3 separate regions of the Homo sapiens genome follow, and all the other regions are linked to region 1. A link is a loop called in an ENCODE intact Hi-C map of the cell type or tissue named here. Cell type or tissue: ascending aorta. All regions are shown on one strand.

What was found. Hi-C counts contacts between places; a loop is a spot of excess contacts. Peaks named below come from ENCODE experiments on the same cell type or tissue, not always from the same donor. Only the 100,000 strongest peaks of a DNase experiment are listed, where the experiment ranks them.
Region 2: it touches region 1 in a loop (2.5-fold over the local background); 13 of 110 quality-filtered maps call a loop at or near these places.
Region 3: it touches region 1 in a loop (2.2-fold over the local background); 3 of 110 quality-filtered maps call a loop at or near these places.

The regions. Positions count from the first base shown.
Region 1 is chr11:20,109,674-20,112,173 of GRCh38, reverse strand. All of the region lies in intron 36 of NAV2 (neuron navigator 2), which reads right to left. Among named protein-coding and RNA genes, the nearest start is that of DBX1, 50 kb to the left of the region's middle. RefSeq lists an enhancer at 1-601. In ascending aorta, a CTCF peak has its summit at 1,100 (motif pointing right); DNase peaks (open chromatin) are centred at 574 and 1,126; H3K27ac peaks cover 2,500 bases.
Region 2 is chr11:19,918,413-19,920,912 of GRCh38, reverse strand. All of the region lies in intron 6 of NAV2 (neuron navigator 2), which reads right to left. Among named protein-coding and RNA genes, the nearest start is that of NAV2-AS3, 62 kb to the left of the region's middle. In ascending aorta, no CTCF peak of the experiment used is centred here; a DNase peak (open chromatin) is centred at 1,452; H3K27ac peaks cover 2,500 bases.
Region 3 is chr11:19,755,909-19,758,408 of GRCh38, reverse strand. All of the region lies in intron 1 of NAV2 (neuron navigator 2), which reads right to left. Among named protein-coding and RNA genes, the nearest start is that of MIR4694, 2.9 kb to the left of the region's middle. RefSeq lists an enhancer at 842-1,394. In ascending aorta, no CTCF peak of the experiment used is centred here; a DNase peak (open chromatin) is centred at 1,418; H3K4me3 peaks cover 957 bases; H3K27ac peaks cover 2,417 bases.

The DNA of each region.
Region 1 (2,500 bases):
ATTTGGAGCAGAAGAAGGCTGCTCCACATTAGAACCATTTGTGCAATTTTGAGAAGTTTCTCCCTCTGAGGTCTTTCCCTGTGGAAACTGGGCTGCATTTCCCAAGCCAGACCTCACATGAGGCTGAACCAAACCCTCACAGCTACTGCTTCTGTGACAGCTACTGCTTCTGTCTCCACTCTACAGCCTGGATGAGGACATGCTCAGGGCTGCAGAATCACAGAGGCTAGAACTCCTGGAGCTGAACATGTCCTCAGAGATTATCTGGCACCATGGTTTTCAAACATTTGCTCTTCATCTCTGGTCCTCAACTGAGTAGACTGGGGAACTTTTGGGCTTCATAGAAACCAGCCTGAAAAAACACTCTTCTAGTCCAAACTTGTCAATTTATAGATGGAGAACCCAAGGCCAAGAGACGGGAGACCTGTCTGGGGTCTCAGAGCAGGCTGGATAATCCGATAAATGGCCCCACACTGACTCTGCACTGTTCCTGTTCCCTGCAGGCACCAAGCCTGCCCTGGGCACAGAGAAAGGCCTTTTGAGTTACCCTGCAGACTTTAGACACTTTGGCAAGTGTTTCCAATGACAGCTCCAAAGGGAAGCAGGGCTCAGGACTGAGTCATAAGACAAATGCACATTAGGTACATGTTAACATCATCTGCAAGAACAGAAAATATTTTTACAAGCCTCCTCACTTGTCACTGGACATGTTCAAGTCTGGGTGATGAATGGCTGGGTAAGTACTGTGGTAAGCAAAGGAAACATCATAAAGCTCCTCAGCTCCACTGCAGGCCCCGAGGGCAGCAGCAGAGACATCTGGACAGACAGACACAGAGGGGAGGACATTCACTTTCCCTAAGGCAGGAGAAGGAACCTGGCATCCCCACTGGGTCAGGAAAAATGGGAGCAGGACAACAGGGAGCTGAGACATTGAAAACTAAAACCTGGGCCACTGTGAGCCTTCTGACTGTGGGATGCAGGGGGCTCCTGGGAGGGTGTGCACATCACAGAAGGATGCATCGGCTGCACATTCAGGAAGGTCCTCCAAGCAGTTCCACAAGTGCATCTGCACTTACACGCCCTTGCAGTGCTACCTTATGCTCACTAGAGGGCGATATCATGTTTCCTCCTGGCACGGGTGTACCTGTGGGAGGGGCTACCTGGAAGCCATCCTCATCCCCTGATGACAGCAGGTCTCCTTACGTTCCCACCAAATCCATACTACCATGGGCAGCGCTCCATCCCAGCTCCTGGTGCACGGTAGCCCTGTCAGAACCCATTCTAGGGACTCCACCTGTTCTCAGCCTAGAACCTCACTCTGAACTGCAATGTGCTCACTTCATGGCCACTTACCCGGGTTAGGTGAGGGGCAGGTGACCCTAGAGTAGGTGTGGACTCAAAGTAACACAAAGGAGAGTAGGGAATTTTAATTTTTTAAAAATAAAGGAATCCTTTTGTCAAATGAAATCATAGGGAGAACTCCACTCTATAAAATTCAGTATTTGGTTCCCCAAGCCACCTGTGGCTTCTCAGTGGAGTGATGGGTGTCCTCAGGATAGCCTGAAAATAACAGAAGTAGCCAAGGGGCCAGCTAGTCCTGGGCACCAACACGCACTCCACCATACCCTGCTGAGTGGACATGGTACGGGGCAAGAACGTCCGTGAGCCTCAGTTTCCTCATCTGTTAAGAGACTCACTGGGCTGTCAGAACTAAATGAGATCATGCACGTCGGGCCCCTAATGGTGCCTGTCAAGTAGCAGGCCCTCAAAAAACATCACCAAATGTTCCTTCAAAACCAGAGGCATGAAGAACACAGCAAGCTTCCGCAGGAATCCGCAGTCTATACAGTCTCCTGGGCTGATCAGGATGGCGAGGTCACAAGTTTGGGGCATAGTGACTCACTTTTGAGCCACTTAGTGGGATGCAAACTCTGGCCGCCTCCCTTTGCAGCTCCACACTCTTGAAAGACTAACCTTCAAATGACCTCTAAGCACAAAGCAGTGATGACTTTTCCTGCCTCACACTGAACTAGTGAGTCTTGAGATGGGAGCATGTCTCTGCTCCCTGCCCCAGATGGCTGGGGCCTCACTTTCCCATGGTGGGAAGGACGCCCAATGATCCTCTATGATCAGCTCCATCAGCAACCTCTCCTAGGTGGGAAGGGGAGTTCCTTTCCAGCCATGCCCAGAAAGCCTTCCTTTAGGTTCAGGTCCAAAGGAGCAGGGCCTTGGCACCGCCAACCACTGTTAACCAGTGAGGGGCCTGCTCAAGTGCAGCGCAAGGCTGGAGCACAGACAGGCTCCCTGCTTCCTGGTTAATGCCTTCCAGGGCAGGGGAGGCCTTTATTCAGCAGAGCCCGTGAGTTCTTCCCAGTGACTCTGAGGTTCACTCCCCTTCCTACACCAGAAGACCACATTTAGAGCAAAGATGAAGCAAATGGGAGAAGGTGAGGTGGAATCAGGGGCAAACAGTCCACCTCATCTGCCTGCAATTCTCTTT
Region 2 (2,500 bases), 190 kb after region 1:
TGCAAATGAAGCACCCATTTAGAGGAATCCTAACAATTTTTTGTAAGGCTAAGACACCTTTAAAAATCAGATAATTATAATGAAGTGGAAAGAATGCCAAGATAATCATCTTATTCTGTTCTGTGATATTCAGACTACCCTTAGAATTATGCAATCATCGAACTTTGTGAATGGGTTCAAGTCCAACTTAAAGGCTTGGTAATCTTGAGTCTAGCTAAGCTCCAGTTTATTCATAAGTAAAAATAAAACTAATACTAATAACTAGTACTTTTTGAATGCCACCTCTGTACCAGGCACTGTACTAAGTGCTTTAAATAATTTCATTTAGCCGGGCTCGGTGACTCATGCCTGTAATCCCAGCCCTTTGGGAGGCCAAGGTGGGTAGGTCACGAGGTCAGGAGATCAAGACCATCCTGGCTAACATGGTGAAACCCCGTCCTGACTAAAAATACAAAAAATTAGCTGGGCGTGGTGGCACACGCCTGTAATCCCAGCTACTCGGGAGGCTGAGGCAGGGGAATCGCTTGAACCTGGGAGGCAGAGGTTGCAGTGAGCTGAGATTGAGCCACTGCAGTCCAGTCTGGGTGAAGAGGGAGACTCTGTCTCAAATAAATAAATAATAATTTAACAGGTTTATTTAATTATTTCATTAATTCATGCAAGTATCTTATACAGTGGATTTACTGCAGCTCAGAGACATTAGCAACTTGCCCAAGTCATGGCTAATAAGTGGTAGAGTAAGAATTTGAACAATAAAGTCCATGCTCTTCTTATTTTTTGAGACAGGGTCTTGCTCTGTTGCCCAGGATGGAGTGCAGTGGTGCAAACATGGCTCACTACAGCCTCACCTCCAGGGCTCAAGCAATCCTCTTGCCTCAGCCTCCCATGTAACTAGGACCACAGGTACATGCTACCATGCCCGGCTAATTTTTTTATTTTTTGTAGAGATGGGGGTCTCATTATGTTGTCCAGGCTGGTCTCGAACCCCTGGGCTCGAGTAATCCTCCTGTCTTGGCCTCCCAAAGTCCTGGGATTACAGGCGTGAGCCACCGTGTCTGGCCCCATGCTCTTCTTAATCAATGGACTTTATTAAATGGAGATGGTGACTAAAGCTTTCTTCCTCCCTCATGAGCAGCAAAAGGGCAATGATGTGAAAGCACACTGCAAACTGCAAAATCCTGAGATTAATTCTTATTCTTCTCTACTAATATTGGGCTTTCTTAAAGCAAGGTGTAGCTACACCAAATTTTGGTGGCGTTATTCTCTTTCATAAGCAAGATGGGACCAGGTCTCTAACCCAACTCTATGGAGAAAGGGAGAACTGTCCTTCCAGTGCCATAGTTTCATACGTGGCTCCCACGGCCCTGCCCAAGCTGACCTCTGCCATATTCCCACTCTGAGCCAGGGCCCTGTGCCCTACAGGCATTGGCCTGTGTGCCCCGTCAACTTCACCAGGCTGACTGGAAGCAGCCCAGTAAACACACAGTTCTCACTGTCTGGAGTGGTGACTCAGTCACTCTTGGCAACATCTACTCTGTTTCCTTAAGGCTCAAAGAGCTCTTCATATGAACCTTGTTGAACAAGGACTCAAGGAGCTTCTCACCCACGTGCATGGCTACGAGATAGAACACGGAAACCAGGCTCACTCACAGACCAGCTTGGAGGTTTTAATTCCAACTTAAACATTCTCAAGCTTATTAAATTTTGTTTCAGAGAATCTTTGTCATCTTGAATAATGAATTCTGGATGTACAGGAACCAGGGATATGACTGGGCTCAAAGTTATTTGGCCACATTTCTCTTCGGAATCCTAAAATAACCACAACGTTGCATGTTTTTTTCTCCAATCACCCTATCTCATCCCATCCTTCCAACTTTTATTTTTCTTTTGACATTTCTTCTGTTTCAGGTACTTTCCCAGGTGTTAGGGATACAGCAATGGATATATGGTGTATGCCTTCAAGGGGTTCCAGGTCTTGGGGATGAAACAGAGCATAAAGCAGAAGGAAGGACAAAGCAAGAAGCTATCGTGATGATTGGTTTACGGACCTGTGGATCACAAAAGGGGTTGCCTAACTCAGTCCGAGGGCAAGTGGGAGTCAAGAATTCATTCAAGTCACTGAATGACTGCATGAAACTTCTAGAACTAAACCTTTTACAAAGTAGGAAAAAGAAATAAAATGTCCTGGGGTCCATGCCTAGTGATTAAAATCAAACTCAAGATAACAAAATATATAGATTCTGCACTTGATCAGGGCAAAATCTGGTCAGCCAAATACATTCATGATACTAATCATAACCAGGAATTCCAGGGGCATATCTATTCCACCCAAGCATAATGAAAAATGGGACATATAACTCAACCAGAATGTTGTTCTTCTCTGCTCACACAGCAGGCATATACTTTTTTCATTCAGTTGCACGTCGTGAATTTATTTCCACAATGAAGAATGCTTACAAGTCACCTCCCAGTCCATGATGGAAAAAAACAGGCATGCAGA
Region 3 (2,500 bases), 350 kb after region 1:
CCATACATTTTATGCGGCTCTTTTTTACCACTCAAGCCTCATCTCACACAGTCCCTCCTCAGAGAGGCCTTCCCTGACCCATCACTTGTCACATTACATTATTTTCTTCACTGCCTTTAGTATTACTTGAAATTACTGTGCTTAGGTATTACATCACCTGGTTCCTTCACACTAAAATATACTTTCTATGAGGGCAGGACCCTCCTGTTTTGTTCATTCTTGTGTCCCAGTGCCTCAAATAGAGATGTAGGTGCTCAATAAACGGAGTGAACAAAACCCTTTATTCTCAACATTCCTCATCTATGAAGTGGAGGGGATAATATTTACACCACAATGTAAATATTACAATGAGTTAATATTATGATGCTGCTGTGAGGATTAGAGACAATGTATAATATTTTTGGGGTTTGTCGAAGACCAGGTTCCAATAACTGGGCAATGATGATGGTAATGATAATGATGACACTGAGAGAGGCAGCACCAAGAGACTGGGGGTAAGACTGCAGGCTGCAGAGTCTGAATTTGGCTTTGGCAATTAATTAGCTGTTTGATCTTCAGCAAATAAATTCTCTAAGCCACAGTTTCCTCATCTGTAAAATAGAGATTATAACAGTATCTCTTAGGGCTTTTGTGCAGATTAAATAGGACAATCCATGAAAAGTACCCAGAACAATGTATAGCACATACCATACCCTCAATAAGTGTAAGCTGTTACTGTGCACCAGATACAGGGCTATTCATGTCCCTTATACCTTCCCATCACACACCATGCAGCCTATGAAGCACTTTCCCAGAAATCCTCTTAGTTCATGCTGCTGAATCTTACGATAAAGAGGAATTACCCACTCTACTTTATAGCTGATAAAACTGGTGTTCAGAGAGGTCAAGCAACTTGCCTAAGGTCACACAGTTAACCCGAGGCAGAGGAGCAAAAGCCTTTAATTCAGAAATTCAAACTCTCTTCTTGTCACCACCCCAGGGTTGCTCTCTTGTGCAACCTGCAGCCCCAGAATCTGAGGACACCTTATGAGGCAGTATGGAGAAACTCTGCCATGCTGCTTGAGTACTCCTGCTAAAAATAAACAGGAGCCCTAGGCCTCCACACACGCGTTGAGGCCAACTGTGTTACTCTCAAGCCCGCTCCCTTATAGGACAGTCAAGGGTTTGGCAACACCACAAAGGCAGATGAAGCCTGTGGTTTCCACCAGGAGAGCAGGCCCAAGGTTCTGGTGCTCTCTCAGCTTCAAAACAACATTAAAATAGCCCCACATTAGATGGGAAAAGGTCAGAGCAGGGCGCTGAAGTGGTCACCACAGGCTTTATCAACAGTTTCCAGCTGGCACAGTGTGTTCTCTGGGCATCAGGGTCTTCCCCGTGGATCAGCCCAGCCCAGCCCAGCTCAGTCCAGCCCAGCAGCCCCTCCTGTTTTGGTCCCTGGCCTTGTCTCAGCCTCTGTCCTCAGAAAGGTTTTCAAAGGTGGCCTGACCAGGCCTTGGCAGCTCTCTCTGTACCAGGGGCAATTCAGGAAAGGGGCTCTGTGCGTGAAGTCCGAGAAATCCAAGGGGCTGGATGCAAATGAAGTAACGGGAAAAACAAACTGTGCTCACCAAAAAGAAACTGGCGCCCTGATCAGCCTTTTTAACTCCCAGCAGGAGCAGATTTGTTGTGACTAATGCATCAGGCTTTAAATAGTTTCACGCGGCATACTGATTAGTCCAAGGCACAACAGAGGCAAATGCAAAGTTTCCAAAAAGAAGAAAAGGCTGCCACTCTCAAAAAACACTCATCTGCTGATGGACGCCCACCCTGTTTAATTCCTTAATAAAGCAACAAGGCATAGGGAGCTGGGTGAGAAAGAAAGAACACGGAGCCAATCAGATTCCTGGGGGTTTCAGGTTGACTCTGGTTATTCTTTCCCTCAGTCACCCTTCATGACTGCCCCTTGCGCGCAGTCCAAATTTCTTGGTAATACCTTCTAGACTCTTCATGAACTGGTCCTGTACTGGTCTGAATAATGTCTTGCCAAAAATTCATGTCCTCCTGGAACCTCAGAATATGACCTAATTTGAAACTATGATCTTTACAGATTTAATTAGTTAAAATGAGTTTATCCTGGATTAGGGTGGGTGTAGGGTAAGTGCCCCTTATAGCAATAATTTAAGCATACCCTTAGAATGACCTTGTCTGGCAGAAACACCTGAATGTGCGTTCTGAGCCAGGGAATCCAGACGTAACCAACCCACAGATTCATTCCTTGCCCATGAGGAACATCTGAGCCCCCATCCCGTCCCATAGAACAAGAGCTGTACAGGAGATTGAGGCTCTGAGCTCTAGGTTAAATGAAAGTTGCCACGTGGAGGTCATTAAGGGGAGGCTGTTAAGTGATGTAGAAACTACAGTCTTTTTGAAAGCAGTTGTGATTTTCCTGCCCAGCCAGCCACCACTAGGCTGTGCAGTTATCTTGTCCAGCCTGCTGCCGCTGGACCATTTCTATATGTAA